Linked DNA regions of Mus musculus: region 1 is linked to region 2. A link is a loop called in an ENCODE intact Hi-C map of the cell type or tissue named here. Cell type or tissue: heart. All regions are shown on one strand. Each heading gives the region's core, and the rest is flanking DNA. Links, peaks and the distances in the headings are about the cores only.

Region 1 (15,380 bases), core at 5,792-13,791, 61 kb after region 2:
AGTGTGTGTGTGTGTGTGTGCATGCACACACACACACACACACACACACACATACACACACACACACAACTTTAAAACACAGAAGATATGTGCTCATGGTTTTCCAGTCAACATCTGAGAATAAAAGAGAGATGTGCGTTTACACAGCTGTGTCTAATGATTTCAAAAGTTTCCTGTGTAATTTTATGGACCAAGGGCAGGAGGAGTCAGACTAGGCTTCTTGTTTATGTGGCAAGAGCCCAGGAGTAGTGGACCCCGAAAATCACAGCTGGGACCTGTTCTCTGCCATTCCAGGAGGACCCAGGTGACTCCCACAGACAGTCCCCATGTGCCCTCACCCTGGGCTCATCCATCAGCTCCCCTCTGGGGCCTGTCATGTCAGGTTTATTATTACCAGGCTGGCCTCTTGTGGGAGACACTCACCAGTCCCAACTCCCTGCACAGTACTGCTTAGTGGCTGCCTATACCCCCAACCCCCTGCATCTACCATCAGAGCCCATTGCTAAGAGCTTCCCAAGTAAGACTGAGAACTTGAGAGAAGAGCCGTATGTTCAAAATAAAACATTTTAAAAAACTTTAAGTCGGGGGCTGGGCACAGTGGTACACCCGTTAGTCCCAGCACTCGGGAGGCAGAGGCAGTTGGATCTCTGTGAGTTTGAGATCAGCCTGGATCACACAGTAAGCTCCAGGACAGCCAGGACTATGTAGCAAGACCCTTTCCCCCACAAAAATCTAACTAACTAACTAACAAACAAACAAGCCTTTAAATAGTAAAATAAAACCTCTGGTAACCCCCCCTACACACACACACACACACACACACACACACACACACACACAGAAGACAAAAGAATTCAATGCTAAGAAGAGAAAACAAAACAAACAAAGCCTTAAACTAGACTACAGTAAACATCTTCAAAAGACTAGTCAAACTTGTTTCCACTGTTTCTACATTTCTCCTTTAGACTTTAAAGCATACCATGCCACGTAAGTTACTAACAACAACAACAAAAAAAGACTTGTCCATTTTGCTGGTGTTTTTGTTTCATTTTTCTTCCAAACGTTACTCCTTTGCACAGGGAGGACTGGCATCAGGGTGCCCTGGTAACCTTTCTACCATTATGGTTTGTTTGCTCATTTTTTTTTCAGGTCAAAATGGGCTCAGAAATTTTAAAAGTGGGGGAGAAGAGGGGGAGCCTCTTGGATTCTTCGAGTGATGGATGCTGTGACTTGAGACCCTGCCAGTGGCACTGGGGACGTCTGAAACATCCACCGCTCAGATTCTAATCGCCCCGTTTGCAGGATGCTTTATTTCTTAATTCTTCATTTGGATCCCAATAACCGAGAAAGGCAATTTTAAAAGATCACTTTGTCCTAACCTCTCTTGGATTTCAAGCCAGCTTTCTGAATACATGGAGTTCTTCAGATATTATTTTATATCGAGGCCATTTTACATCCTGACACAGAGACAAATGAATTATGGGAATATCTGAGGTGGAAATCTGAGCCATGTGCACTGGTAACTGCAGACCCATGGTCGTTCATGAGCACAAAGGAAGAATCTGCAGACGGAGGAGAACGTCAGAGAAGATTAAGTAATCCTTGTTCAATAAAGAGTTAAAATTTGGATAGAGGACAACTTTTTTCCTACCAGAGAGAAGAGAAGAGAAGAGAAGAGAAGAGAAGAGAAGAGAAGAGAAGAGAAGAGAAGAGAAGAGAAGAGAAGAGAAGAGAGCTGTGACCCAGATTGGTGCTCCTGTGTAGGCTCTTACTCTGAGCCTCAGGGGCTGTTGAAAACCTTCCCCCTGTTGTTAACTGCCTTCCTATTAACTGTCCTATGTTGTAAAAATATTTAATCTCACCTAGGGGCTTCTACCTTGCCTTTGATTATTCAATTCCCAAATAAAAGACATGCGTGACCTTTAATTTATAATAAGCTTTTGTCAGCACTAAAGCTGGGCAGATATCTACCCTCTGTGCTATTGGAATCTACTTTCCTTAGCTATCACCTAGCTTTCCAGAGTTATCATTTACTATGCTCCATCTGGGCTGCTCTTGATTCCAATTGGCCAGCTTTCATGGCCCATGCTTTTAAGATTTTTTTTTACCCCACGGCTTTTTCTTCCTCTTCTGGTTGAGATTAAATATTTCTACAACAGTCCTCAGTTCTTAGGGGACTTGCAGGTAAGAAGTCGCCATATTAAAAAACAAAACAAAAACAAAAACAAAAAAATCCTTGGGAGGCCAGGATATTATGTCGCATACTGAATCCAAGTTATTTCTCACAAGCTCCAGGGCCCATAAGGCTAACCAGACTGTGGTTGCTTCCCAACCTCAGACCTTAATACTAAGTCGTGATTCCTAGGACCTCTTATGTGTCATCTAACAAGGACATCCCCGGGACAGTGGAGAATCTGGACTTTCCATGGCTTTACCAACTGAGCCATCTGTCCATCCCCGCAGTTTTTAATCTTGAGAAATTCAATGTAATTGCTATGTCCTCATTTCTTCGAAGGTCTTTGTAGAAAAACAGTGGCATGCTGTGTGACTCCCATAAAAGCCTATTCTGGAAATGTCTAAGGATAAAGTGTCCACTGTTTCCTGCTCTCTAGAGACTCTGTTCAAGGGGGGAAGATCCTGGCAGAGTCTCTTGGTAGAGGAAACGGAACTTCAGCTAGGGTCAGGGCCAAGGTGGGGTTTCCCGCAGGCAGATGTTGGGATGAACCTCCTCTCAGTTTATCAGATGCAGAGAACTGGAGGATGGTTTGAGAGGATGGCAGTAGGCTGAATGCTCACATCAGGAATCAGGAGAACTTATAGGAGAGGCTGCCTTCCCCTTTACAATCATCCATAACTTGAACTTTCAAGAAGATTGACCAATATGTCAATCTGTAGGTGGCCAGGCACTGGAGTGGTGTGATGGTTTGTATATGCTTGACCCAGGGACTGGCACTACTTGGAGGATGACCCTGTTTGAGTAGCTGTGGCCTTTTGGACTAGGTGTGTCACTGTGGGTGTGGGCTTTAAGACCCTTATCCTAGCTGCCTGGAAACCAGTACTCTGCTAGCCACCTTCAGATGAAGATGTAGAATCTCAGCTCCTCCTGCGCCATGCCTGCCTGGATGCTGCCCTGCTCCCACCTTGATGATAATGGACTGAACCTCTGAACCTGTAATCCAGCCCCAATTAAATGTTGTCCTTTATAAGACTTGCCTTGGTCATAGTATCTGTTCACAGCAGTAAAACCCTAAGACAGGTGGTGCTGAATTCTTGAAGGAAACCATGAACTCTGGGAAAGCAGGAATTTGTGCAGAGAGCTGTTGATGGGAATGAGAAAGAGGTGAAGAGATACAAGGATCTGCCCCTTGGCCAGTGTTTCTCAATCTTTCCAATGCTGCGATCCTTCACTGTAGTCTCACATGTCGTGGTGACCCCCAACCATATTTTTGTTGCTCCTTCATAACTGTAACTTTGCTGCTGTTTTGAATTGGAATGTAAGTATCTGTTATGCAGGAAATCTGGTGTGATCCTGTGGAAGGGTCATTTGCCACCACCACCCAAGGGGTCATGACCCACAGGTTGAGAACCACTGCCCTGGGTGGTTGCTTCCCAGGCAGGGAGGGCAAACCATTCATGGTTAATGATTCACAAGCTCTTGTGCACCGCAGGCCGGACAGAAGTGGTAACTGAGACTGGAAGTTGGAGAAGGAACAAAGGCACTTGCCCACAACTCACACACACACACACACACACACCACAGCGTGTGAGGCACAACCCCTACAGCAGAGAGTCCTAGAATTGGAAGCGTGGTTACAAGTGTGGTTCTCGGGGAGGTTTCTTCAACCTGACCCTGCAAAAGCCATCTGGGTTCCTTCCCATCAACTGAAGACAAAACGTCATGCAGGCGGATACAAGCTTGTTCTTCAAAGAAATGGGCTAGAGAAAGAAAATGTAAAACATACACAAACAAACGAATATATCATTTCAGCTTTGAAAAACTGTGACAGGGGCTGGAGAGAGAGCTTATCGGTTAAGGGCCCTGGCTGCTCTAGTGAGGACCCGGATTTGGTGCCCAGCATCTACAGGGAGCCTTACAGTCCAATTCCTCCAGTTCCAGGGACTCTGACACCCTCTTTGCAGGCACCACACACACACATACATAGCATACATACATACATGCAGGCAAAACGCCCATACGCACAAAATAGAAATAAGTCTTATTTTTAATCTTAAAAAAATAAAGACAAGAATATTTCCGAGTGTCACACTGTCTTTACAAATGTTCCTACTGCTATGAAAACTGCCATCAGTGCTCTTGTGAGCTTCTCAGAATCAGGGGCAGGCCTGTCTTCCTCAGACAGCTCTATTTCCAGCCCTACCCTACTGCATAGCGTTTGGAAAGAACTACACCAATGGAAGAACTCTCCAGTGCCACAGCTGGACCATCTGCCATCTCTAACATCATCTAACAGTCCCACAAACTTGTCTGTTAATTAGGTGTGGACTGTTGGACTCCCCAGGGCTGCTGATACTGCTGAACGTCTTTCCGATGGGTTCTGTTATCAACAGTGGGGTTCTATAAAAGCCAACATTCTTCTGCTTTACAAATGTGAGGTCCCAGGTTACACTTTTCTGTTGCCATGGTTACTGCTGGATGGGGGGGCAGGGGAAACTAGTAACTCAACAACTCTGTCAGTTACTAAAAGCTGGACATGGATGGTCTGTGGAGAGTTATAGACACAAACTCTCAATGTCAATGTAGGGTCTGAAGAATGGCTCCATGGCCTCACAAGCGTGAGGAGCTGCGTTGGGATCCCTGATACCCACGGGAAAGCCAGCAAGGCAGTAGGCGCCTATAACCCTAGCCATGGGCAGGGAATGGACAGGGGCGTCACTGGATAATTAATCTAGACAAATTGGTAGACACTCTAAGTCCAGTAAAGAGACCCTGTCTCAAAAGTAAGATAAAACACAGGAAGACATTTAACTGTGGCCTCCATAAGCATGCCTGCACAGAACCCTGGCATTGCATACCATACACATACATGTCACACACACACACACAGCACATATATACACACACAAATCTGTTGCTGTAGCTGTTTCTGTGGGTCACCACATCATTGACGGTACGAAATGCGTTTTATTTATTACTAACAAAAGTGATAATAATTCTGAAGTTTCAGGACTGTGCCCTAAATCTGCGTCTCTGCTAGCTAAGTGTCCCTCATGCGGGCCCCTGACCTGACAAAGCGGGTATAGACAAATGAACCACTTGAAGTTACCCTGAGGGAAAGCATAGACTGCTTTGGCGCTCGGGATTAGAAGGCCCAGCTGAGTGACTTGAGCAGCTATGGCCAGAGGAGCTCTAGTTGTCTGGCCTGTGACACAGGAAGGCCCACTTCAGCTAAGAGTGCTGATAACTATGTGCAGTGAGGCTCTTGAAATACAAGTATGTGGCATATATAAAGGTGTTAGGTATGACTTAGCGGGCTCACATTTTAACCTCGGTATTCAGAGTTCATGGTAACGCCAAGAATGAGGGCTGGTGTCCCCAAGGCCAGTGTTTACACCGAGGCACGGGAACCTTCCATCTCAAGAAAAGTTTGAGCTGTTTTTTTGGGGGATGCTGCAGATGCTCAGGCTAAGAGTTCTATAACTCAGAAGACGGCTCAGAATTAAGATGAAAAACCTTGTAAAGTGGGCTCCATTTTCACATCATCGAGAGAGCCTTCTGTCTGGTGAGGAGAGAAGGCTTTCTCCAAAGTAGCAGTGTCCTTGACATTAGAGAAGCCCAACACCAATCCTGGATTGGGGTGCAGCTCAGAGGCAGAGTGTGTTCTGAGGGGCAGGTTTTAATCTCCAGCTCCAAAAACATAACGTCTTAGACAATTCTGTGGAATACTACAGAGCCAAACATCAAATTATCCGTGGAATGTTCAAAGCCATAGCTCTGAGGTGGGATGCCAATACACACACACACACACGCACACGCACACGCACATGTACACACACACACACACACACACACACACACACGACCTGATTTGATCTCGAAGGAAGAAGAGGAGGTGACACAACAGAAGATGCCAGATTGGAGGGCAGTTTTACATGCAATATAATTTGCAGCATCTGCATTTCAAACCGTTGTGTTCTTCTAGATTTTCCAAAGATGCTACCATGTTGACAAACATGTGACGCTTTTTGTTCCCTTTACAAAGTTGTTGATCCTAAAATGAACACATCTGTACCCATCTGACTGACTCCGTACTTCACAATAAACTTAGGGCAGTGGTTCTCTACATGAGAAATAAATGAATTTCTCAATGGGCAATTCCCCTAGTTCCAAAGAAACTGGTGTAGCTTTCGAGGGTAATTTTCAAAGAGGGGAAGTCATCCCTCCATCTCCGTCCTGGTTTTATAGCAACACCCTGCACCTAGATGTGCCAATTGATATCTAGTCCTGGATGGAGAGGATGGTGGGTGACCGGGAACAGCACCCAAACAGGACACCCAGAGCAGGGAGGGGCCAGCAGGAACAACTAGAAAGGAAAGTGATGTTTACACACAGAATAATAAAATTTCTCATCCTGCACACACCACCTTTGACATCAACCAGAGCCACTGCCTATGTTCAATATGTCATGGTTTCCACTCCTAGTAGTTTGTAGACATTTTTACTTTGAAATGGGGGGGGTGGGAATTAGGGGGGTTAGGCTTGGAAAGAACCGGCGCTGCCCTAAAAGGAATGAGGAAGTGAGAGCAGAGCAGTCTCTGGCTGGCTTTGGCTGTGTAACAACCCATGATGTTCCTTCCGGCCCCAGTAATATTCTGAGTTTCCACCTGCCCGCCCCCGCCACATATAACACTCAGCACACGAGGCTGAGGGCCCAGTGCCTTGTCTCTGTGGGTGGACTCCTAGGGTCAGAGTGTCATGTTGTGTCTCCCGTTTTCCACAGTTCGCCAGAGGTAAAAAGAGCTCTGGCTGAAGACCGTTGCTGGTAAGTACTGTAGATTAACAGGACAAAACATAAACTGCCTTGTGGGTCGAGGGTCTTGGGTCCCTGAAGTGTCAGGGGCCAGTGCCACTAAAAACAGCTCTATTGAGAAACATGTGTCAGCCTTAGAAGGACTCTGAATGGAGAATGCTAGGGGCTGTGTGTCAGCTGCCAGCTTGGGGGCTTAGGGATTCTGTAAATGTTATCTTTTGTTTCTGTACACTGTATATATTGTCCTGGAGGTAAATTTCTGTCTTACTTGGGTTTCATGAGAGTGCAGAGCTTTTAATATAGTATGTGCGAGCACTCAGAAAAGCAAGTCTTGGTTGTTGTAATGTGTACTCAGGCTCTCCTGATGGGAACTTAGTAACTCGTAACAAAGTTTGGGAGTAGTAAAGGCGTGTGGCTTAAAGAATTTAGGATTAAGTTTCTCAGAGGCTGTTCTTAATCATAGGTGACATTTAGGAAGAAAGACTGATGTTATCTTGCTTCATGGAGTCGTAGGAATTTTTATTTCATTTGGATAGAATAAGACACAATGAAAACTTGGATGAGATTCTCAACGATGCTTCTTAGTGGGAGCCCAGTTTTAGGTGAACACTTTTCTATCCAGTAGCTTTAAGCTCTGGGTCCTTTTTTGTTTTGTTTTGTTTTGTTTTTTGTTTTTTCAAACTGACTTTGAAATTTGAATTTGACTGGACTAGTTATTCTATTTTCTAACTCTTTTCATTTATGATTTGTTGTACACAGGATCAAAGCCTCGAGGTAGTGGACCCCCCTCTTGGACTGTCAGTCTCCATTCCAATGAAGCTGATAAGCAGTCTCGATGGTGTACGTAAGTCCTTTGCACCTACTCATTCATCTTGTCCACAGACAGGGGCTGAAGGACCTTCGCTGATGTTCTTTTTCCTCTCTTTTAGTCAAAAACACTTAATGCTAACAACATGGAGACATTAATTGAATGTCAGTCAGAGGTAAGAAAGTAATGTTTTAAACTTTTTATTTGCACTGTAATTAGATAAAAGACATTCTTTTGTTACTCATTTGGGTTATTTAATTATTGGTGTGAGATGAATATCAGATTATAAACTAAACACGTCTATTGAGATCTTCCAAAATAATGTTGATCTGAGAAGATAAAATACAGAATCAATGCATTTGACTTAATTTTCAAGATGAATAAAAGGCCGTATGTGCATTTTATGGAGAAAGATGGGATGTCTTTGGGTGTCACTATTTTAACTGAAATGCATGTTTTCAGGGTGATATCAAAGTGCCTCCCCTGCTGACATCATGTGAGAGTGAAGACAGCATTTGCCAGCTAACTGGTGAGTTTGAAAACATACTGATCTCTCCTGTGCGCCTAACTAGTGCTCTGTTTGCCAAACCACAGGGCTTTTACTTTACTGAGATTTGGTTTTCTAAGTGTTCTGAGAGAGCGCAGAACATTAACCCTTGACTAAGACAGCCAGAGCTGTAGGAGGGGAGATTCTGTCCGTGGCCAGTGCCCAGGGACACACGGGGTTTCCAAGCGGGCTGCCAAGTCTTAGAACTTGTAAGCTTTGAGGATGGAAGCGTGCACACATTGGAGAAACACATTGCCCTGCCCACCGCTTGCTTCCTTCTCCAGTGGAGACCAAACCTAAGCGCCCGTGAGGCAATTGTTGCTGATCTACAACATCAAAGAATCAGGCATCCTTTCTTACCATCTTTCATAACACATTTCATTACGATATGCATCAGATCTGACCACCCCTCCCAAAGTATCAGGATGGGCCTCTCATTCTTATCTCTCTTCCTCTTGCTGGTACAAAATAGGTAAATGGTCGGGTACTTGGTAAAGTGCCAAGCCTTCGTGGCAACCTGCTTGGAGAACCAAGCTTCTGAAATAAGGCTGGGTCTGGGTGATAGCAGGATTCCCTGGGTGACATAGCGCCCTCTAGCGGTAGTATCTACGGGACTGGAGGTGAACAGCCAGCCCTACCCAGAATCTTCTAAAAGATCTTCGAAAGGAAGCAAAACACTTCCTCTCTGTAATTTTCACATTCAAAGAAATAAATTAAAATACTATCCATCAATCAGAAATACATTCTTTGTAGTCGTTACGAATACGTTAAAATGGGTGGTTTTGACCAGCACCATTGAAATTTCGCTACTTTTCTGTAGTTAAAAGCTGTGCGCATAAAAACAGGAAAGGTGGGGCCTTTGAGGAACACTGGTGTTGATGTTTAGGGACTCGCTACCCTGACAACAGTGTAGTGGTTTGGGGTTGATCTTTCTAGACCACGGTTCATGCCCTTGGCCTTCTCGAATTTTCAACAGTAGGTTGAAAACAGAAGGTTGGTTTTGAGGGCTCTTGTTTTTTGTTTTTTGGTTTTTACTTTTGTTTTTCAACGCGGCAAGCTATAGGGGAGATGATGTAGCCAACATCCATGGTCTCATTTGGATCTTGGCTTGTTAACATAGATTTTTCTCTTTATCTCCTTGTTTCCTTGGCTACAGAAATTAAGAAGAGAAAGAAAGTGCTGTCCTGGCCATCTCTCATGAGAAAGCTCTCTCCTTCATCCGACTTCTCTGGGTCATTGGAACCAGAGCTGAAAGTGTCGCTGTTTGACCAACCCTTGTCGATCATCTGTGGGGAGAACGACACACTTCCCAGACCCATCCAGGTAGGTGTGTGTGGACCCATAAATCTACTTCCCCTTTCCAGTGGGACCTGAAAAGTCTGTGAGAATTCTGAGCATGATGGGCATTGGCCTTCCAAGAAAGCCCCCACCCCACCCCCACCCCACTGTCCAATGCAGGAGAGGAGCCATCTGCCGGCTGTATCCATCAATATACTCTAAATGATGGGCCCTCCCTCAGTCCTCTGTCTTGTGGATTGTAACTTCTAAAAATTCACCAGAGAGGGAGCAGTGGGGGTAAACTAGTGTTTCTACGGAAGCATGTGAGAGGAAAGAGGGGGCTCCAAATAATTTTCAAATGTGCAAAGTTAATCCCTTCACAATTTACCTCCTCTGAGAAAAATGAGTAAAAAGGCATCATTGGTAGTGCTGGCTTTGGCTAGCTTCGAAGTCTCTCCTCCTGTAACAGGAGCCTACAGGTAGGGTTCCGCGCTTTAACAGCAGTGGCGGGTGTCTCCAAGTGACTGTTTTCTATGTCGTGTGTGCTCCCGCAGGACATCCTCACCATCCTCTGCCTTAAAGGTCCTTCAACGGAAGGGATATTCAGGAAAGCTGCCAGCGAGAAAGCCCGCAAGGAGCTGAAGGAGGGGCTTAACTGTGGGGTCTCCGTGAATCTGAAGCAGCTCCCTGTGCACCTCCTAGCTGTGGTCTTCAAGGTGAGCCTGAGGCATTTACACTAGATGGCCTATTGAGGGCGCACTGACAAACTCACCAGGAGACCCGGACCTGACACACTGCTCCCTGCAGGCAAAGCCAGCTGGTGGGAGTTTAGGGTTTTTTTCTCTGTTCAACTTTCAATTATTCATACAAGCACCTCTGTTTCAATGATCCCAGGTTCCGATAGACAGGGTGGCATGAAATTCTCTCAAAACATTATTTGATTGCCCCTTGGCCAAATTCATTCATAAATCCCATCTCCCCAGATTTCACCTACCTAGAAACAGCGCATCTTACTATGCTGGTTACGGGGGGAGGGGGGAGAAAGGGGGGCTTCTTAAGTACTGTGCGTGTTTGGAAGAGGCTCCTTAAAGGAAGAAAATCCAGCGATGTGACTTGGGCGCACTTTTCTCTCCCTCCAGGACTTCCTCCGAGGGATACCCCTGAAGCTACTCTCCTGTGATCTCTTTGAGGACTGGATGGGCGCCCTGGAGAAGCCCACCGAGGAGGACAGAATCGAGGCCCTGAAGCAGTAAGTCCTCTGGCACTGCAGGAGGCTAGGGCCCCATCTTCGATCTTTCATAAAACTGTGCAAGTACAGCCGGGCATGGTGGTGCATGCCTTTAATCCCAGCACTCGGGAGGCAGAGGCAGGCAGATTTCTGAGTTCGAGGCCAGCCTGGTCTACAAAGAGAGTTCCAGGACAGCCAGGTCTACACAGAGAAACCCTGTCTCGAAAAACAAACAAACAAACAAACAAAAGATTTCTGTCTCACGGAAACTGTGAGGTCCGGGGAATCTGAGTGGAAGTGCCCATCTGATCCCATCCAGCATGGAAGCCAGGAAAGGCCCTGAGTATTTAAAGGAAGCAGTTCTACCCAAACGAGAGGAAGCTCTTCTTAAAGAGCAGAAAGTAAGCTTCAGGACTCATAGATCCCAAGACGGAGGGAACCTAAGCACAGGAGTAGTTTTAAAAGGCAGGAGAGCAACTCTGAATGCCTTACCAAAGGCTAGCCAACAAGATCGGAGTTAACCTTAATGTCATCGCCTGCCAACAACTGTTCTTTCATAAAACCCTTATGGCACCACAGAGCAACTTGGGAGAAATTGTTTTATTCATACATTTCCACAGCAAACTGCATTCTTATGGTTAATAAAAATTTTTTTTGAGAGAGAAGATCAAATTCTAATAGCTAGCAATGAAAAACGAAGTGTGACCTCTGCATTTCTGAGACTCCCAGAGGCTTTCTGTTAACATACCAGCACCCTAAGCTCATTGATACGCAAGAGGTGTCCCCATGGCCGGCGGAGTATTTGCCATGAAATATTTTCCAGAAAGGGGATAGTTTCTGCCCCCCCCCCAACACTATGATTATCACGCTTGCACACAAAGTCTTTTCTGAAAATAACACCAAGAAATGAAAAGGACCCATGTGTTGGAATCACTTCATTTTTTTTCTTGAAATATCAAAATGTAAAGAATCTAACTCAAGAATAATTTGTTATCACTAGAGCATTGTCTAGTTATAAACAAGCTTCTATAGATTAGTTCTCTCTAAAGATTTCTCAGAATAATGTGAAAATGGGTGGTGACCTTCATCTGGAAATTAGCCTTGAAAAGGTGTGAGGAAGCTGGTCTCGTAGGGTCTCGGAAAGGATTCTGATGCAGTTATTTAATGATATAACAAAATTGTTTTCAAAATGGAAGGCAGACTGCCAGTTAAACGGGCTCTGATTCACACCCAGCATCCCTGTGTGTGATAAAGACAGGCGCTGTTGGGGCCCCACTACAACCACAGGGAGTCCCTGAATGAGAGTTTCACAATGTTTCTTGTGACAATGCACCTTCCTTGCTTTTAAGGAGGTCTGGGTGGGTGGAGCCTTTCGAGACTACATGAAAATCATCATCCCTCAACTTTATTTCAGGGTTGCTGGTGGCCTCCCCCGGCCCAACCTTCTCCTGCTCAGGCACTTGCTCTACGTGCTCCACCTCATCAGCAAGAACGCTGAGGTCAACAAGATGGACTCCAGCAACCTCGCCATCTGCATCGGGCCTAACATGCTCACTCTGAAGAACGACCAGAGCCTGTCCTTCCAGGCCCAGAAGGACCTGAACAATAAGGTATGTCCTGCCTCAGTAGGAGAAACTCACTGGTCACAAGCCCACTCTCTGCAAAAGCCAAGCACTGAAATGCTTGTGGTTTGAGTGTCTCAAATGACTCAGGGGCCGCAGTGGAGGTATGAACTGCGGCGTGTGTTGTGGTTCCACGCTCATAGAAACCTGCATTTGCAGAGGCACCAAATGTATGCATACTCTGTTGTCCTGGGAGACAGAGTAACAGACACAGCACTACCCCTCCCCCACACACACACAGAGCTGGAAAAAACACTTTGTTCTTTTTCTTCTGTGTATCACATTCTGCCTGTTCAGCTAAAATTCTGGACAAGCACTTCCTTAAATGAAATCACAGTTACTTCAAAGCTTTTTTTTTTATTCTGAAAAGCCTCAAAAAGTATAATAATAAAGTGTATTTATTATTCCAATGTGCTTTTCAGGCACATGAAAGTAGCTAGTCTTAATTCTGCCACTTCCTGAATAGTTGACCCCGATATGCCCTCATTCTTTGCTTCCTTTTTTATGAATGTACTTAAGCTGACAAACTGCTTATTTTCTTTGTTTTACAGGTTAAGATCTTGGTGGAATTCCTCATCGACAACTGCTTTGAGATATTTGGGGAGAACATTCGGACGCGTTCCCGCATCACTTCTGACGACTCCCTGGAACACACTGACAGTTCAGGTACAGAACACTCTCACTTGAGTGTGGTTCTGGGGAGAAGTTCCTGCCGGCCATAGGTGCTCCATGCAGCAATGTGAAGCATCCCTGGTATTAAGAGCAGGATTCACCTTCACAAGTCAGAATTCTGTAAGGAAGTCACCAACCACAGAGGTCTCGCTATTAGATATACTTACACACACACACACACACACACACACCAGACACCAGACACAATCTGGAATTTTTTCCTTTTCATTCTGAGTCATGAATAGCTCTTGATTCTATTAAGTAAACTCCAGCTATGGGTTGGAGTAAGGAAATCCCAGCTCTGCAAAGGAATGTGAGTCCATCAAAATGGACATTGAGCCTATATAAGAGCTACCTGAAAAACCAATGTTACAAATTCAGATCAATAGACCATAGAGAATATTATCATTGTCAGTTTCTTTTCCTCGAATCTTTCCCTTCCTTCTCCATTTTATTTTTCCCACTTTCTTACCACTTAAAGACCATTTTAGACAGAAGCAAAGTTTCAGTGTAATCAGCTTCTTGTTGGATCAGGCCCCAGTACACTTCCACCAAAGCATCGTTGGTATAAATAGGGTATTCGCTAAGAGAGCCTGGACAGAATGCTCAGCTCTTCCTTAACTTTCCCCAGACGTGTCAACTCTGCAGAATGACTCGGCCTATGACAGCAATGACCCAGATGTGGAGCCCACAAGTGGCGCAGCCTCTCCCAACAGGCAACTGGAGGGTCCCACTCCCACAATGGCTGGTCTGGATACCCGGGGCCAACGGGACACCTGTGAGTCAAGCTCAGAGTCCAGCGTTAGCATGGTAGTCAGGCTGAAAAGCTCCATTGTCCAACAAGACAGGCGGTTCTCTGAACCCAACATGTCACCCTCACGAGAGTGCCTCGTGGGCCCAACATCCAAGCAAAAGCTAGCAAGGAGTGAGGACAGCTTCACTCTGTCCCAGGACGCCTCCTGTTCTGAAGGCGATGAAGCTGAAGATCCCTTTACAGAGGAAGTCTTCCCAGCAGTGGACAGCAAACCCAAGAGACCTGTGGATTTGAAAATAAAGAATTGGACCCAAGGTTTAGCATCTCCACAGGGACACATAACCAAAGCTTTCTCCAGATCCTCCCCAGGCGAATCTTTGGGCAGCTCACCTGTGCCTTCTCCATCCTGCCCCAAGAGAAACTTCTTCACCAGACACCAGAGTTTCACAACAAAGACAGACAAAACCAAACCCCAGAGAGAAATTAGAAAGCACTCCATGTCGTTTTCCTTTGCGTCTCACAAGAAAGTGCTGCCCCGAACCTCCAGCATTGGGTCTGAGAAATCCAAAGACTTTTCTAGAGACCAACTCCAGAAGGACTTGAGGAAAGAGAGCCAACTTTCTGGCAGAATCGTCCAGGAAAATGAGTCAGAAATCCAAAGCCAAACATCTCTGGGCTTCAGCTTGTCTGGCACCTGGGCCCTCTCAGTCGACAACACGTTCCAGTTAGTGGATATGAGGAAACCAGGAAGCCCACCATCTTACGAAGAGGCCATTTATTACCAGACATCAGGACTCACAGCCTACGGTGGCCAGACAGTTGGGAGTATGAGGTCAAGAATGTTCAAGCCAAGCACAGCAGTGCCCCCTGTGCCTTCTCACCATGGAGGTGACCTCAGTGAAGGGACACCTGGTGGACACAGATTGTCTTCTGTGACTGAGCACTGGACACACAGTCAGACTGTCCATGTCTCTATAGAAACTCAGGGGAGATCTGAGCTACACCAGTTGAGGACAGTGTCCGAGTCCATGCAGAAGGCTAAGCTGGACTGTCTTGGGCCACAACACAGCCACTTAGTCTTTGAGGCTGACCAACTCTGCTGTGCTAGAGAATCCTACATTTAAGAAAGCCTTGTACCATGGCTAACTTGTGTGTGAAGATGCGACTGCAGAGAACTGTCTGTTGAGTCACAGATAAGCTCATTCAGAACTCAGTGTGCGGCTCTCCTCTGTGAGGATGGCTCACACGGTGACACCAAATTTTGCCTGTGTGTAACCGGGTTTGTGCAATATGTAGTAAATGTATAAAATGTATTATTATATGCAAGGTATTAGATGCAAAGGGTGTCTGCGTACATCCCTTCATGCATTCACTTCTGTATGTTGTTTTTTTGTCCTCAGGCACTTGTTTCTATTAAGTAGAAAGAGTTTTTACTTTTCTTAATGTTACAGCAAATGCCATGCCTGTGTTCACATTAGCCGC
Region 2 (15,380 bases), core at 5,033-13,032:
GTTTTGTTTTGTTTTGTTTTGTTTTGTTTTTCAAGACAGGGTTTCTCTGTGTAGCCCTGGCTGTCCTGGAACTCACTCTGTAGACCAGGCTGGCCTCGAACTCAGAAATCCTCCTGCCTCTGCCTCCCAAGTGCTGGGATTAAAGGCATGTGCCACCACGCCTGGCAGCCATCAGCTTTTTTATTGACAGGTGGTTCTCCCTACGTTGCAGTTCACAGTCTGAGAAATCCACACCATACACAAAGCTGCCCCACACCGCACTGCACTGGCCACCCATGTGCATGTGTGCACTAACTTGCACAGGCATGTGTGGCCAGAGCAGTTTTGGTGAGTGCGATGCCACCAGTGAACAGCACCCTGGTCCAGTGCTATGGAAGCAGACTCGGTGGGGCAAACGGGGCTGCACCAGTTCTTCCTTGGGGTCCTCAGACTGAAAGGACAACATAACCCCCTTTGTCACCATTTAAGGACCAGGCCTGATTTTAAAAAGAAGGCCATAGGCACAGACCATAAGATCCAGAAACAGAGTCATAAAACCCCCTCCCAAAGAACAGCCTGAGGTTAGCCACAAAAATGGGGAGATATCTTATCTCAGAAAGGGCCATCTGCACTGGGCAGCCCAATCTCATCCTATGGTTAAACGTTCATGACATAGGGATGCAGACCACTGAACACCTGTGACCCCCCAGCACCCACCAATGAAATCTGAGGTTACCTAGCTCTTCTAGGGAGTTCCCCAGATTCACTATAAGAAGGCCTGCATGCCTTTGTCTGGGGTCGCCATTTCAAAAAATTAACCATGCTTGTTTCTGCAGAATAGATGATCTTTGTCTTTGCATACTATCTGAATCTGGGGTCTTCCTTCAGCGATTTTCAGACCCTTACAAGGCACGAGACCCTTGGGCAGCGCATTTATGAGATGCCATCCTCCTAAGGCTCCTTGAAGAACACCCATGCTACTTTCAGACGACAGGGACCCTGCCCACACTGGGCAGGTCCAAGTCTAGGGAATGGGAATTGCTCTTGTCCCCCTGCAGGACACAAGAACAGTGGTGACAGATGCTGACACTCTACTGTTTGTCTGGTGCCTTGCCACGCTGTTCCTGTGGCTCAGGGAAAGTCACCTCTGTAGTGGCACAGAAATATTCTAAGAATATGTTTTCATTTTAATCCCAGAATTAAATTGAATTAATTAATCGTTCCGGTTAATTAGTTAGATAATTAATAAAATCAATGATAAATAAATTTAATTAATTAAATATAATTAACTGAGCTCATTTCACCCCAAACCCCACAGCTGACTGTGATTTGCCTCGTGCTCTAGCAGAGGCATGGTTTTGTCAGCTGCAGATAGTTTCTGCGATTGCGTGACATTTGGAATTCTGGGAACTTTTCAGAAAATGCTAGGGCCCTGAGAGACGGGGCTGGTGGTTGTTGGTCATTTTGGGGCAGGCTTGGTTGTGTTTTGTTAGTAGTCGTGCTCAAAGAAGAAACAAAAAGAAAAATATTAGACTCTGGGACCTCTGTTTCTGTCGCTCTGTCTCTCTCTCTCTCTCTCTCTCTCTCTCTCTCTCTGTCTCTCCTCTACCCTTCTTTCTCTCTTATCTAGAGATAGGGGTAAAATAGCGGGGGTGGGGATAAAGGGTGATAGAGAGTAACACAGACCAGCTCCCCACCCCCATGCGTGTGGTATCCTGTTATGCTGAACTAAATAATCAGCCTGAGGTCTTTCAGCAGCTGTCGCAGCAGCTGTCACCCTTACTTCTGTCACACCGTTGTGCTGGATTGCTCCCCTAAAGTGTCCTTCTCCACCCCCCCCACCCCCCATAAAGACTGTTTCCTCAGAAGATTGGAAACCTAAACAAGACAGCGTAGCCACACCCAGGGGCCACGCCCCCTCCTATGCTAATTCTTCAATCCTAAAATCATTTCCCCTTCCCCTTCTCTAGCTGGAATCATGGTCTCACTCTCCCTGGGAAGGGGGTTCTCTTGGCTCTGGCTCTCTGAGCCTTCTTGTATTTTACTTTATGTGCCTGCCATGCGCCTGCATATTAATATAACCGTTTATTTTCCTCTTGTCTGTTGTCGGTTTACTTTGACAGACTCAGTTATCAAGCTTTACAGAGTCCCCACCTGCACTCACTGTTAGCTACTGCTCTGTGCATTAGACCATTTACAAGGCTAACGTGTAAGTGTGTGCTCTCCTTGGCCAGGGCCTCATTATCCCCTGTAAGCTGTTGAGAAAAGTGGGGCGGGCTTGAACTGAAGGTTGGGTTCTTTCATTTTTGTTTGTTTTTGGTTTTTCGAGACAGGGTTTCTCTGTATAGCCCTGGCTGTCCTGGAACTCACTTTGTAGACCAGGCTGGCTTCGAACTCAGAAATCCACCTGTCTCTGCCTCCTAAGTGCTGGGATTAAAGGCGTGCGCCACCACCGCCTGGTGGGTTCTTTCATTTTTACTCTAACAACACATAAGATACAGTTAAGGACTGGAGAGGTTGCTCAGAGATGAAGAACATATGCTGCTCTTGTGGATTTTGTCCCACCATGGTACCCACATGGTCACTCACAAACTGCAGTTCCCAGGTATCCGACAGGTGCCACCTTCTGACCTCCTCATGCCCTGCACATACATCGTACTTAGATAAACACAGGCAAAGCATGCATGTGCATTTAATAAACAAATAAACCTTTACCAGGGCTGGAGAGATGGTAAAGGCTTCTAGCACACAAGGAAACACAGCAGATCCCCCTTCTCTGAAGACTCAGTTACAGTAATATTTGCAATGCAAAGCGTTTTTGTAGGTCTGGGGTTGAGCCCAGTCAGTAGAATGCTGGCCAAGCATGAGCAAAGCCCTAAGTTCACTCCCAGCACCTTACAGTAGGCATGGTGGTATACATTCCTGCAACCCCAGCACCATGGAGGTAGGGACAGAGAGACCAGAAACTGGAGCGCATTCTTGGCTATGCAGCAAGTTCAAAGCTCACCTTGAGACACATGAGATCCTGTCTTTAAGGCGGATGCTCACAGCCAACCATGGGGATCCCAATGGAGGAGTTAAAGGACTGAAGGGGTTTGCAACCCCATAGGAAGAACAACAATATCAACCAACCAGAACCCACCCACCCCCACCCCCAAGCTCCCAGCGACTAAACCACCAACCATAGAGTACACATGGAGGGACCCAGGGCTCCAGCTGCATATGTAACAGAGGATGGCTTTGTCTAGCATCCTCTAGAAGGAGAGGCCCTTGGTCCTGTGAAGGTTTGGTTCCCCAGTGCAGGGGAATGCCAGGGCAGTGAGGTGGGAGTGGGGGGGGGAGCACCCTCATAGAAGCAGGGGGAGGGGAATGGGATAGGGGGGTTCTGGAGGGGAAACTGGGAAAGATGAAAACATTTGAAATGTAAATACATAAAATATTCAATATAAATAAATAAATAAGCCAGACATCTGGCACTGGTGGTGCACGCCTTTAATCTCAGCACTTGGGAGGCAGAGGCAGGCAAATCTGAGTTCAAGGCCAGCCTGGTCTACAGAGTGAGTTCCAAGACAGCCAGGGCTACACAGAGAAACCCTGTCTCGAAGAAAAAAGAAAAAGGAAAAAAAAGGGGGGGGAGGGAAGGGAAGGAAAAGAAAGGACAAGAAAAGAAAAGAAAAAAGAAAAGAGAAACAAAAAAATTAGACAGGCAGGCATAGTAGCTCATGCTTGTAATTAAACACTGGGGAGATTGAGGCAGGGAGATTGCTAAAAGTTTGAGGCTAGCTTGGGCTACATAGTGTGATCTAGGTTAGTCTGGGCTAAAGTGAACCCCTCTGTTAAAACTAAGGAAAGAAAGAAGGGAGGGAGGAAGGGTGAGGGAGGGATGGGGGAGGGTGGACATTGTGGGTGAAAGGAAAAGAACAAAGGGGGGGACGACTAAAGCACAACGAGGAACTGAGGTATTCGAGGGAGAGTGTGCTCACATACATTTTATCACACCATAATGAGTGTATTTTACTATTGGTTATTGTTGTTAATCTCTTAGCCTGTCTAATTATTAATTAAATCTTACCATGCATGTGTATGAACCAGTGTCACATAACATACACAGGACTGGGGGTGCCTGAGACTTCAGGCACACTGGACAGAGGACTGGCTTGGCATCCCTCTGGCCGTCCCTCTGGGTGGGTGGCTTGACCATTGTCTCTCGCTGCCTAGCCCAACGCAGGTGACACACCCTGTCATTTCTGCTGCTTCCAAACTGCCGGGCTCCTGTTGATACAGGAAGTCCATAAATTCCCGAGTCTCCTAAGATTAAATTGTAATATTCAGCACCACTGTGGCCGGGAACACAAACACAGATTATGAACAGAACTATAGCACAGTGTGTCATTAAGAACTGGTCAGCCTCACAGTCCAGAATCTGCTTATATTTATTAGATGTCCACCAATCCTCAAATAGTATTCAGAGCCTCCCAAATTTATTTCAACAGTCAGCTAGAAAAATATTCTAGCCACTGGACTCTTAAGGGGATTTAAAATGTACCTACTTTAAAATAAGTATATTTTATACTTTCCTGCTTTAAAATACACTTATCTGACCTCTTTGTGGCCACCTCCAAAATGTCCATTGCAGTTCTAGAATTGGCCACCAGAGGGAAGCAGAGTTCCATCGGGAGACAGGGGGCGGCCCTTCCCTGTTAGGAGAGCTGCTGCTCCCCACCTCTGACCCTGAAACTGTCTGAGCAAGTGATGCACGAGGTGGGTGGAAATTACTAGAAACTCATTGTTTTTGCTTAAATAAGAGAGGTTTTTCTCTTACTTGTGTTTATTGAACAAGCTACCATGTGCAAGGAAAAGACAAACTCGGTATGTCCCCAAGGCTGGGGTTGCCCACAGAATTCTCTTTGGAGTCTCCGTTTCCTCATAAGCACACATTATTCATTCAAAAATAAAACGATCGCACACCTATAAAATCCCGGCACCTTACCATATCCAAAGCGGCAGAGAGGAACCCACACAGCCAGTAGTACCCTGTAAAAACTTAACATGCTGTGCACTGGAGGCCGGTATATCATGCCTAAATAATGTCAGCTGACTCCCAGGACACTCAAGCCGAACTGAGAGGAAGGGGTGTCCCACATCACTTGCTAATCCTGTTTTTATCTTTGTCTAGTAGTTAGGAAAAAGGGCAAAAATCACACCAGCAAAGAACGCTGGAAAGTAGCATCTCTGGATACCAAAGATAGACGCAGGGATAACCAGAGATGGCTCTGGGCTTCTGCTGAGAGACAGGAAGGCACAGAGCAGAACACAGATGAGCCAGTTCTCCAGGGCCACACGGCAGAGTGCCACAGATGGTGGCACCAAGACATCAAAGTTTGTCTTCTCCCGGCTTTGAGTCAGAAATCCAAAGTCAAGGTGTTGGCTACAGTGACTTCTTCTGTGAGTTTCCCTCTTTGCCCCGTAGAAGGTGACATTCCTGCATCTGCCTACAGTTGAGTCTGCAACCACATCTCCGTCCTAGTTTATTCTTACAAGGACACCAGTCACATCAGATGAGGGTTTGTCATGTCATCTCATTTGATTTTAATGTCCTGAAAACTGCTAAGTCTTATATTGGACATAGAATTGGCCACTGGGTGTTGTAATTACAGACTCTTGCCAGCAGGAGGCGCATCGTGCTCGGAGAGTGTAATTAAATCTCTTGGCGGTGGAGGTCAGTGAGAAGCGAGTAGGAACAGAGGTGCACCCAAAAACATCAAGAAAACGTGAAAATATAAAGTTCACCCTAAGGCCCTGCAAGAGAGCATTTTTCAAGTTCTCCACCCACCACTGTTCAGAAAGAACAAAGATGGAGAGATGAAGGATTGTGGCAGGGGAGGAGGGTCTGCTGCTAGGATGCACACACTGAGGGATTCGAGGCCACATCCACATTGGGGGGGTGGGGGTGGGGGGTGGATCCCTCCTGATGTAGGATCATAGGATCGGTCCTCATGCTGCCGCTTTCCTATCCGTTTGTTTCTCCAGTCTGGGACTGGAACTCAAACTTCCTGGTCTATTCCCAGGAGGCTATTAGAAACAGCCTCCCGACCGACCGGACTGCTGTTTCTAATGGGCCTTCTCCAGGAAGACTTTCCAGCCCTCTCTAGACCACTTAGCTTCTCACAGTGGCCTCTCTACAATGGAGCGCCTTCTTCAGCACAGCCTATCTGTAAGGCAGTACCATGAGCGATGAGGGAACTCTAAGCTGTTAACTTTTCATCATCCACCCACTCGGAGTTCAGCCAGCGATAGAGAGCCAGACAAAGAAGGGTGCACGGAGCTGGCATGATTCTGAAACTCTGTCACTTCCAGGCACCCACTTCATCGTTCATAGAAAGAAACGCTTGTATTCAAAACAAAACAAACAAACAAACAAACAAAAACTACTCTGTGCCAGGCTGGCTCTGGAATGGAATAAGAAGATACAGTCCCTGCCCTTGCGGGCCACCCTATCAAGTGCAAGCACTCAAATGTGACTTTAGAAGCAACACTGTCCATACATTTCTAGAAGCAAAGTAGCAGAAATATTTTGAGTCCCAAGAAAGGGACAATGACTCTTCGCCTACCTCCCTAAATTGTTTCCCACCTGGTCTCTGACAATTTCATTTCCTTTCATGAGAACGTAAACTTTCATAAAAGATGCAATTTAGAGAACTGGCTATCTCAAGAGCAAGGAAAATGCAAACGCAAACACAGCCATCGAATTTACAGGGGAGGGAGGGGGGTTTCGGGAAATGTCAAAAAAAAAGTGAACCTGCCAACTCTCAGCAGGGCCAGGCCACACTCCCTGCCCCTGCCTCTGCCAACTCTCTGGAGCTAGCCCCCTTGTCAGCTTATCTCACTTGCTTGTCTCAGGCTCTTTCTCAGCCACTGGGCTCCCGCCTGGCCATCTGGGAGGGAGGGGTGAGTTTCTCTTTCTACCACACAAAGCCCCAGGTCAGCCATCTCAACGCCTAATTACCTAGTAGCATGAAGACTAAGCTTATAGTTAACCAATTAGACTTATATATCAATAAAAATCACAATTTACAAGATGTCAATACAATAATTTCAGAACCAATTGATAATGATAAAACTTTAACCCAATTATTCTAACCATTTGAGAACGTCAGCCTCCATTCTGGTTCTCTCTCCTCCAGATATCTCTCTCTCTCTCTCTCTCTCTCTCTCTCTCTCTCTCTCTCTCTCTCTCTCTCTCTCGCTCTCCCCCTCCCCCCTCCCTGCAACTCTTGGCTCTGCCTCCCTTTCCCCCAGACCTCCTCTGCATTAATAGAATTGGACAGGGAGAACCCTGCGACAGAGGGGAGTCAGTGTCTATGGGAGAATGAGTGGTGCACTGGGCTCACAGGTTCAAGCCCAGGATCCTCCTTCAGGCACTCCTCCCTTCTGGTTCCCCTCACCCCCTCTGCAGCCAATCCAGGGCATCAGACAGAGTCCCAATGTTTATCCTGAGTTTCAAGGGGGCTGTGTAAGGAGAAAGAGAACATGACCTCTGTCTTACTGTGAACTGGGAAGCCCCAGTCAGTGCAGTGGGGCAGCAGCTCAGCCTGGCCTTCCAGGCTTCTTTGCAAAGAGCAATGGGTAAGACCAGTAAAGGTTCAGGGAACATCCTAACCCCTGCTGTAAGGTGGCGTAGTTGGGTGTGGTGGTGCACACCTTTAATCCCAGGACTCAGGAGGCAGAGGCAGGCGGATCTCTGAGTTCCAGGCCAGCCTGGTCTACAGAGTGAGTTCCAGGACAGCCAGGGCAATACAGAGAAACCCTGTTTTGAAACACCAGTGTGGGGGTGGGGGGGGCGCGAGGTCAAGTCACTTGGAAGAGATAAAGTCATCAGTCTGAAGGAACAGGAGCTCAGGGCAAGGGGATGGATGAGTGGGACAGCCGGTGGCGAGGCCATCACTTGGACCCCAGGAAAGGAATGGAGCCTAACACTACACTGGCAATGACGCTGCCAACCAGTCACCCAACCATGCGGTGTGCTACAAGGGACTCGCCAGCAGAAAACTTGCTACTGTCTTTGGGTCTAAAATTCCACCTGGTCCAGTGTTCAATGTTTGTTCCCTTGAGTTGTGTCTGACCGGCCAGCTCCAGTTCTGTGCCTCTGCAGCTCAGCCTGACGCTTGTAGCAACTTTCCAACTAGATTAGTTAATATCTGACCCTGTGATGGCGCTCCTTACCTGTGCCAGCAATGTGCCACCGCCCTCAGGAAGTCAGCCGAGGCTTCGTTACCCTCGGTAACCTGTGTATCTACATACATCTCTATATATCTCATATGTGTGTGTGTATATATACATCTATAATATTTCATGTACATACATCTCTATATATCTCATATGTGTGTATATATACATACATCTATAATATTTCATGTACATACATCTCTATATACCTCGTATATGTGTATACATACATCTATATTTCACATATGTACATTGATATGGATTTCATATATATCTACACACTGAATGATGTGAATGTGTGTTCTGAGTCGATATGAGTATTTAAGATGAGCATCAAAGAACCTGTGATGGCCAATGGCTAACACTGGAGGGAAATTGTAACCAAGGAAACTGACATAGCTTATTAAATTATTGTTGTGGATGCTTCTGACATGGTTACACTCATGGCAATTCTCCATCTACCCCTTACCAATCGATCCTCCAAGCAGACAGATATCCCTGACCCTGCATCACTGGTGTGAGTGCTGGGGTACCATTGATCAACGTGTTTATTCTGGTTTAGGCTAACTCCCTTCCAGCAGGGCAAGGGGTAAGGAGGAGAGAGCGTCACACATGTTACATGGATGATCTGAGAGGTGCTTACTGAGTTACCTGGGTACTTTTGGCACCGTGTGGATGTAGCCCCAAAAGGAATCACCAAACATAAGGGAAAAAAAAAATCACAAAAGCAGCAAGCAGTTATTTACAATCTTCTCGATGGATAGCCCTAAAGATGAGATTGTTAAAGTGCTCACCTGCCCCAAGCAGGACAGACATTTGTCCCAGCATCTGAGCATTCAGCACTCGCAGGTCAGATGCTGCCCACAACAACGGAGCTCAATAGTCTCGACATTTCCCAGAGCTCACCTTGGGCAGGGATACACCGGCTACTACTGCAACGAGGTCCTGGGCAGTGAGTGGGTCACACAGATGGTGAGAAACTCAGGAACCCCAGAACTGATCTCGATGAAACCAAAGCCTCGGTTCTTACCTAAAGAAAGCCCTTTGCATGGGGGGAGTTAGATGAAATTAAAACGGCATGACTGTGGAGCCAAGAAGAACACAGACGCTACTCCTGGCAGTGGGGCACATCGAGAAGGCCAAAGTGGCTTCAGAAGAACTACACTGCAGCCCTCTTTACCCCGGGATTCTCTCAAGGCCCCATTCCAGGCTACCTTCAACACCAATTCATGTCTACACAGGCAGAGCTGAGAAGTCAGCAACTCTGAAGATACAACAGAGCCCACTGCTGCCTGTAGAGGGCGACCTTGCTCTTTCCCCCACGGAGAACTCACCGCTGGGACAACCTCTTTCCCAGCCTTGGGAGCCCCCAGTCTAGACAGGTTCTGCTTTTGCACAGCTGTTGGGAGCCCTTACAGGAAAGCCACTGCAGTCTGGGACAGAAACAGTCTTCCTTGCTGTCTCTCCTCCTATAGAAATTAAGATCATGCAGTGGAGAAGTCCACACCACCCTCCCCCCCCCCCCATTCCCAGCAGCCTCTGATCCCAGGACATCTGTACAGGGTGGGGGTGAGGGGCATAGACAAGGAAAAACCTGAGGGCACCACCCGATCTCAGTGGCAGAAGTCTCTAGGCGGGGTGCTTCTGGTAACTGAGGCAGGATGGAGGGATAGAGAGATGTTGGGGCACTGATGAGAGGAAAGGAGGGAAGAGGAAGAGAGACTGCAGAGGACAGACTGGTGCATTTAAGGATCTATTTGAATGAAGCCTTATGCAGTGGAGACCTGACTGCGGTCAGAGGGCCTGGGGAATGCAAAGAGGATGTGAAAGATGGGGTCGGATTCTCTGGGACAGCGACAGGAACTTCCTCTCCTCAGCTACCACTTGTACGCCATGTTCCCAAAGCTCCCCAGACAGCAGAGAAATTAGAGCAAAAGTCTGAGTGAGGCTTGGGAGTCAATAAAGTCTCTACGAAGGTGTGTGGGTCTACCTGGGGTCATAAGCACTTATCGTCACTTGGGAACACCCCGCTCTCTTCTGCATCTCACAGGGAACATGGCAAATCCACAGAAGCTCTTTCAGGAGAGGTGAACAGGAGAGATGGTTCAGCAGTTAAGAGCATGCACTATTCTCAAAACGGCTCCAAGTTGGGTTCTCATCCCAGGGGCTCAACCACCTGTATTTCTAGGAGATCTGACGGATACATAATTAAGAAATAAAAATGATTTGGTTTTTTTTTAAAATGGGATTAAGGTTAATTTCAATTTACTAGCAAGGAACCAAATACTTGAATATATAAATGTCATATGTCCCAGGATGTCTAAACCTCAGGCCAGGGACAACTGTAGGTCAACACAAAATCATAAACCTACATAAAATGCCATGAGGAAAGGGGTTTTGTTTGTTTGTTTGGTTTGGTTTTGGTTTTTGGTTTTGTTCTTTTGTTTTGTTTTGGGGTGCTTTTTGTTGTTGTTTTGGGGTTTTTTGCATTTTTTTCAATAACTGAATTGTGCTTTTCTTGAGCTTGAACGTTGTAGATTACAACACAGCCAGAGAAGCCAAAAGGGTGGACCCGGGACATAAGGTGTTCACACTTCAAAGGCTTCAAGGTATCTGTAGATGCTACAGTGCATCACAACTACTGTGAAGACCCCTTCCCTGGGGAGACAGAGACAATATCACCCCTCCCCGTGAGGTCCTAACAACACAGCAAAGAACAGATTCTGCCAGTGTCCACCCTGGTCAGCTAAAAAGTAGGTTGGGGTTCCTCAGAGAGCATGGATGGGAGGAGGATTTACTGTAGCCACATGCAAATTCTTTGACCAGCATGGATGATGGCTTCCCCATAGCTGCCTAGACGGGGCCCCTTTCATTTCTGCAGCCTACAAATCTACAAATTCTGTTGTCTCCCAAGATCAGGATGTCTCTTGCAATTAAAGCAGAATTGCAGACGAGAGGCTTGGAGGAGTGGATAGGCTCCCGTGACTGCCAGCCCCTCTACTCCGGCCCCAGAGAGAATGGGAACAGGCTATAAATGCTGTAATTATGGATTCTTGCAAGCAGGCGCAGCTGATCTGATGCAGCGGGCAGCTTCTCTGACCCGAGGTTCCCTGACATCGTTCTACAACATAAGCTAACATCAGTAGGAAAAAAGGGAATTGAGGAGTCAAGCAATGTTCAAGAACCAAGGGACACTAAAGTTACCCAGCTGCTGCTTCTGGGGTGGACTCAGTGCCTGTCCCCATAGCCAGGCTCAGCTTCACCAATGCTGTAGGGTGCAGTCTGTAATTAGAGGGTAGAGGCTCTGAGCTCTTTAGTTTCTAAAGATACCTAAAAAAGAAATCTGTCTTGCCAAGTGGTCTGTGTGTTTCCTTTGAGCTCACGGCCATGCTATGACATAGCAACTAAGTACAAAATTCTGCAGACTTGAGCGCAAGGGAATCAGGCTGGAGAAGTAAATGGCCTCTGGCTTAAGTCCAAGCAAATGGCATTCTGGATCTCCTGGAGGAGCGGGCAAGCCACTGACCTCTATTTAAAAAAAAAAAAGTTCCAAGCACAATAGCTCCCTGGTGATTGGCTGAAGGTTCTACTGTTTGCTTCAGGGGCCACAGCACCCTAATGTCAGTGGTGACCTTTAGTGACATTTAAAGAGTCTGGGTGAATCACACTTTGAATCCTGACCAAAGTTAGCTGAGATTTAGCTTCATAGATGTACCTGATAGATTGACTTTCAGACTGCCGATCAAACAACGATCTAGCTGGCACAGTGGTTGACACTAGGGAGGTAAAAACCAATATGTCAAGGAGTGTCCCCGTATAGAGACAGGTGAACAGTCACCACAGGACAAGGAGATGCATGTTAGAGACAGAGTGCTGAGCACTCTAAGAATAAGGTACCAGGTGAGCCCTCAGAGTCTCCAGCAGGCAGCAGAATTGAGTTAGGTTCTGATAAACCAACCAGAGTTGGTCACTGTAGAAGAGGGTGCTCCAAATAGGTGGGCAGCCTGTCCTAAATACCATGACACTTCAAAGCACACCAGAAAATGCCATTTGACTTGCTCCTTGACAGTCCCCTAAGAAGGATAAAACATCCCCACCCTGGGCACAGCATGTTACTTATACAATCATGAGAGTCCTATAAAAATGGTAAAGCTTAAAACATTAAGAGGGGCATCAGAGCCCTTTGAGAATCAGTTGCACATGAGTGCACACGTGTGCACACACACACACAAACTCAGGGGGAGGACCCCCTGCCAACATATCCTTTCCAAAGAAAGCAAAGTATCACAATGTCAGATAAGGGGCTGCTACCTCCGCTAGAGCCTTCCCGTGCCTCCCACTTGGCTTCTCTTCCCAAAATTTACATTACAAGCCTTTTCCACCAAAAGACTCCACTGGGAAGTGAAATGTCACACTGTTCAGCCCACCCATGCCCGGCACCCGCACAGGCTAGACCTGCACACACTCCTATGCAGGCGACTGGGTTTTGTTTCCTGCCACTCACGCGTGTGTGGGTGTCTGCTAGCCCGGAGGTATTTCCCCTGAGCCAACCCACCCCATAGCAACTAGGGGCTGCAAAGAGAACATTCCATCTGGCCTTAACACAAGTGGGAGGCTCGCTTGGTGGCAATGAGCGGAGGCCAGCAACTGGTATCTCAGACAGGTTAGATTCAGTGTGCAGTCCAGAATGATGGTCTAGTCCTTAACCTTCCCTCATTCATTCTGTTGCCCTCTTCTCTGACCTTCTTTACTGTCTCTACACAAAATTAAGAAGCCCTGTCCCATTCCAGAGAAAAATGAACACTGAAATCAAGTAAGGTGTGAGGGTCAAAGTGCTTTGAATTCAGAACCATCTAAAAACCATGCATCACTACAGAAAATCACATTACAGAATAAGTAGCATTCTTGGACAGGAGAGGGGACACCATTTTAATAAAAGATCAAAATATCAACAAAGTAAAATATATCTTAAAGCTATACCCAGTCAGGAGTGTCATTGATGGTATCGTAACTATGTTTGTCTTTGAGGTCACCAGACATCACTGTGACAAATACCCAAGAGAAAACACTAAAAGAGAAGCTAAGATTTGTTTTGGCTCTGGGTAACAGAGGTTTCAGTCCTTGGTCAGCTGGACCCACTGCTCTCAGGACTGTGGTGAGGCCAGAGTGTCATGGTCACGGGAAAAAGATGCTCTGCTCAGGGTAACCAGTAAGAGGAGAAAGCAGGGGACAAGCAAAAGATGCTTATCACAGACACACCCCCAATGATGTCCCTCCTCAAACAGGCCTCACCTTCTGACGGCCACTCAATAATGCTGTGGAGTTATACGTCTACTTAGGAAGTCAGACTCCTCATGGCCACTCGATCCACTATCTGAGGACCAAGCCTTCAAACTACTAGCCTTTTGGAGCACACTTTATATTGAACTTACAGCGTCCATTCTAGAACTTCAGAACAGGACCTCCCATGCACTTCCGGTGAGAGTTACACTGTTTCAGCTGAACATGATTCTCTGGCTGGCACACAGCAGGTGTTCTCTAAGACTCTGGCTTACTGGGGACTCCCTGAGTAAAGACATGGAGTGGAGAATCGATGCAAAAAGCAAGAGGGATTTATTGTTCCAGCATGTTGGGGCCGTCCTACACGTGAGAGAGAACAGCTACGCACAGCCCATCCAGCGAGCCTTTATACAGTTCTGAAAGCAGCAGCCATTAGGCACAATGTGATTGGCAGAACAGTGTAACTTTTAAATTGATTGGCCTTTAGGGAATGAGGTAGGTGGCCAACGGTCACAGAATGTGTCTATGAGCTCTGGGCCTCCCCTAGCCACCCACAGGTGGCCAGTGGTAAGCCCCACCTCCCTGAGGTCTGAGGACTGTAATTAGCCCCGCCCTTCCAGAGGGGAGGGGTGCCTATGCTCTTTATGACCCTTCTCTTTCAGGAGGGGAGGGGTCTGGTGGAATTTTCCAAAGTTTTTGGGCTGACCTCTTCAGTTCGGCAAACATTCCCATCTGTCCAAGACTGTTCCAACATTGAAAAGGCTGTAGCGACAGTTAGTGAGCCCAGGCATGCCACCCAGGACTGCAGCTGTCACTGTTCCAGGGCAGGGCCTGGCTGGATCCCTGCCATTCCCTTGACTTCCCCGACCAACTGCTTCCCCCCATCTCCACACAGGGGCTGGCTTGGCTTCAGGCTGGCCACAGTGAGAGAGGATTGGCGGTGGGAATGAATGAGGCCGCTTGCATGTGTGACAGAGAAGACAGACATGCAGGCCGGTGATAGGTTTGCAAGCAGTCCGGAGAATGGATGTGGGACACATGGAGAAAGAAAATTCCCCAATAGACGACAAACTCTGGTACCACAGCGTCGTTCCACGTGACAGCTGTGGGGTCAGCAGGCTGCTTGATTTCCCTTAGTTCCTTCTGCCATACGCGGGCCTGAATCTGGGAGAGCGTTTTGAGAACTGGAAGAGAACAAGAGGGAAGAGCACACGCCAGGCAGCCTAACAGGGAAGGTAGCCTCTGACGGTGGTGCAAAGTTGGCCTTAGGTTTGAAAACGAACCAGGCTTGGTTGCTGGTGCCTATCACCCCAGCTACAAGAGAGGCCGACGCCAGAGGATCAAAAGCTCATGGCCTGACCAGGCTGTAGAGTGAGTTCAAGGCCAGCCTGGGCGACTTAAGGGAATCTTGTCTCAAAGTAAAAACTAACACAGAGGACTGGGGTATAGCTCAGTGATAGAGCTCTGACCTAGCACGTGTGAAGTTTCAAAACATAAGCATGTGTGTGTACACACACACCACTTGGAAATGGATAGTAAGAAAGAGCCAGGAGAGTTCAGACACTCTGGACATAGTTCATGTAAGAGGAAGCTTGTACACACATGCACATGCGCGCGCGCACACACACACACACACACAGAGAGAGAGAGAGAGAGAGAGAGAGAGAGAGATATGCATACAGCAGTAGGAGCTGTGGAGAACGGAGGGTGCATGGTTTCCACTGAGGGTCTCCATATGCAGGGACCCCCAAGCCCTGCAGAAGACTAGACACACATCTGTGGTCTCCAGCCCTAGGCCCCAAGAACAGGTCTCCACTGCGGCTTTAGACGTCTGAAGCCAGTTTAACTGTGCTTCTCTCTGTTTGCGAAGGCACTCGGGACTTGGCATACTGAAT

Evidence for each region. A loop is a pair of places that touch in the nucleus more often than their neighbours do. Peaks named below come from ENCODE experiments on the same cell type or tissue, not always from the same donor. Only the 100,000 strongest peaks of a DNase experiment are listed, where the experiment ranks them.
Region 1: it touches region 2 in a loop (4-fold over the local background); 26 of 42 quality-filtered maps call a loop at or near these places.

What each region holds. Positions count from the first base shown.
Region 1 is chr17:7,919,108-7,934,487 of GRCm38, forward strand. It overlaps Tagap (T cell activation Rho GTPase activating protein), which reads left to right and starts at 6,893. Exons shown (of 10, transcript NM_145968.2): 1 at 6,893-7,001; 2 at 7,749-7,829; 3 at 7,919-7,972; 4 at 8,260-8,326; 5 at 9,501-9,667; 6 at 10,177-10,338; 7 at 10,762-10,871; 8 at 12,265-12,460; 9 at 13,024-13,138; 10 at 13,776-15,380. The coding sequence starts at 7,803. The coding sequence ends at 15,022. All of the region lies in intron 4 of Gm1604a (predicted gene 1604A), which reads right to left. In heart, for the core only: CTCF peaks have their summits at 8,946 (motif pointing left) and 10,369; DNase peaks (open chromatin) are centred at 6,834 and 8,894; H3K27me3 peaks cover 2,409 bases.
Region 2 is chr17:7,859,294-7,874,673 of GRCm38, forward strand. The region is part of intron 5 of Gm1604a (predicted gene 1604A); the gene reads right to left. Among named protein-coding and RNA genes, the nearest start is that of AU041480, 30 kb to the left of the region's middle. In heart, for the core only: CTCF peaks have their summits at 5,637 (motif pointing right) and 9,508 (motif pointing right); DNase peaks (open chromatin) are centred at 9,488 and 10,038; H3K27me3 peaks cover 2,741 bases.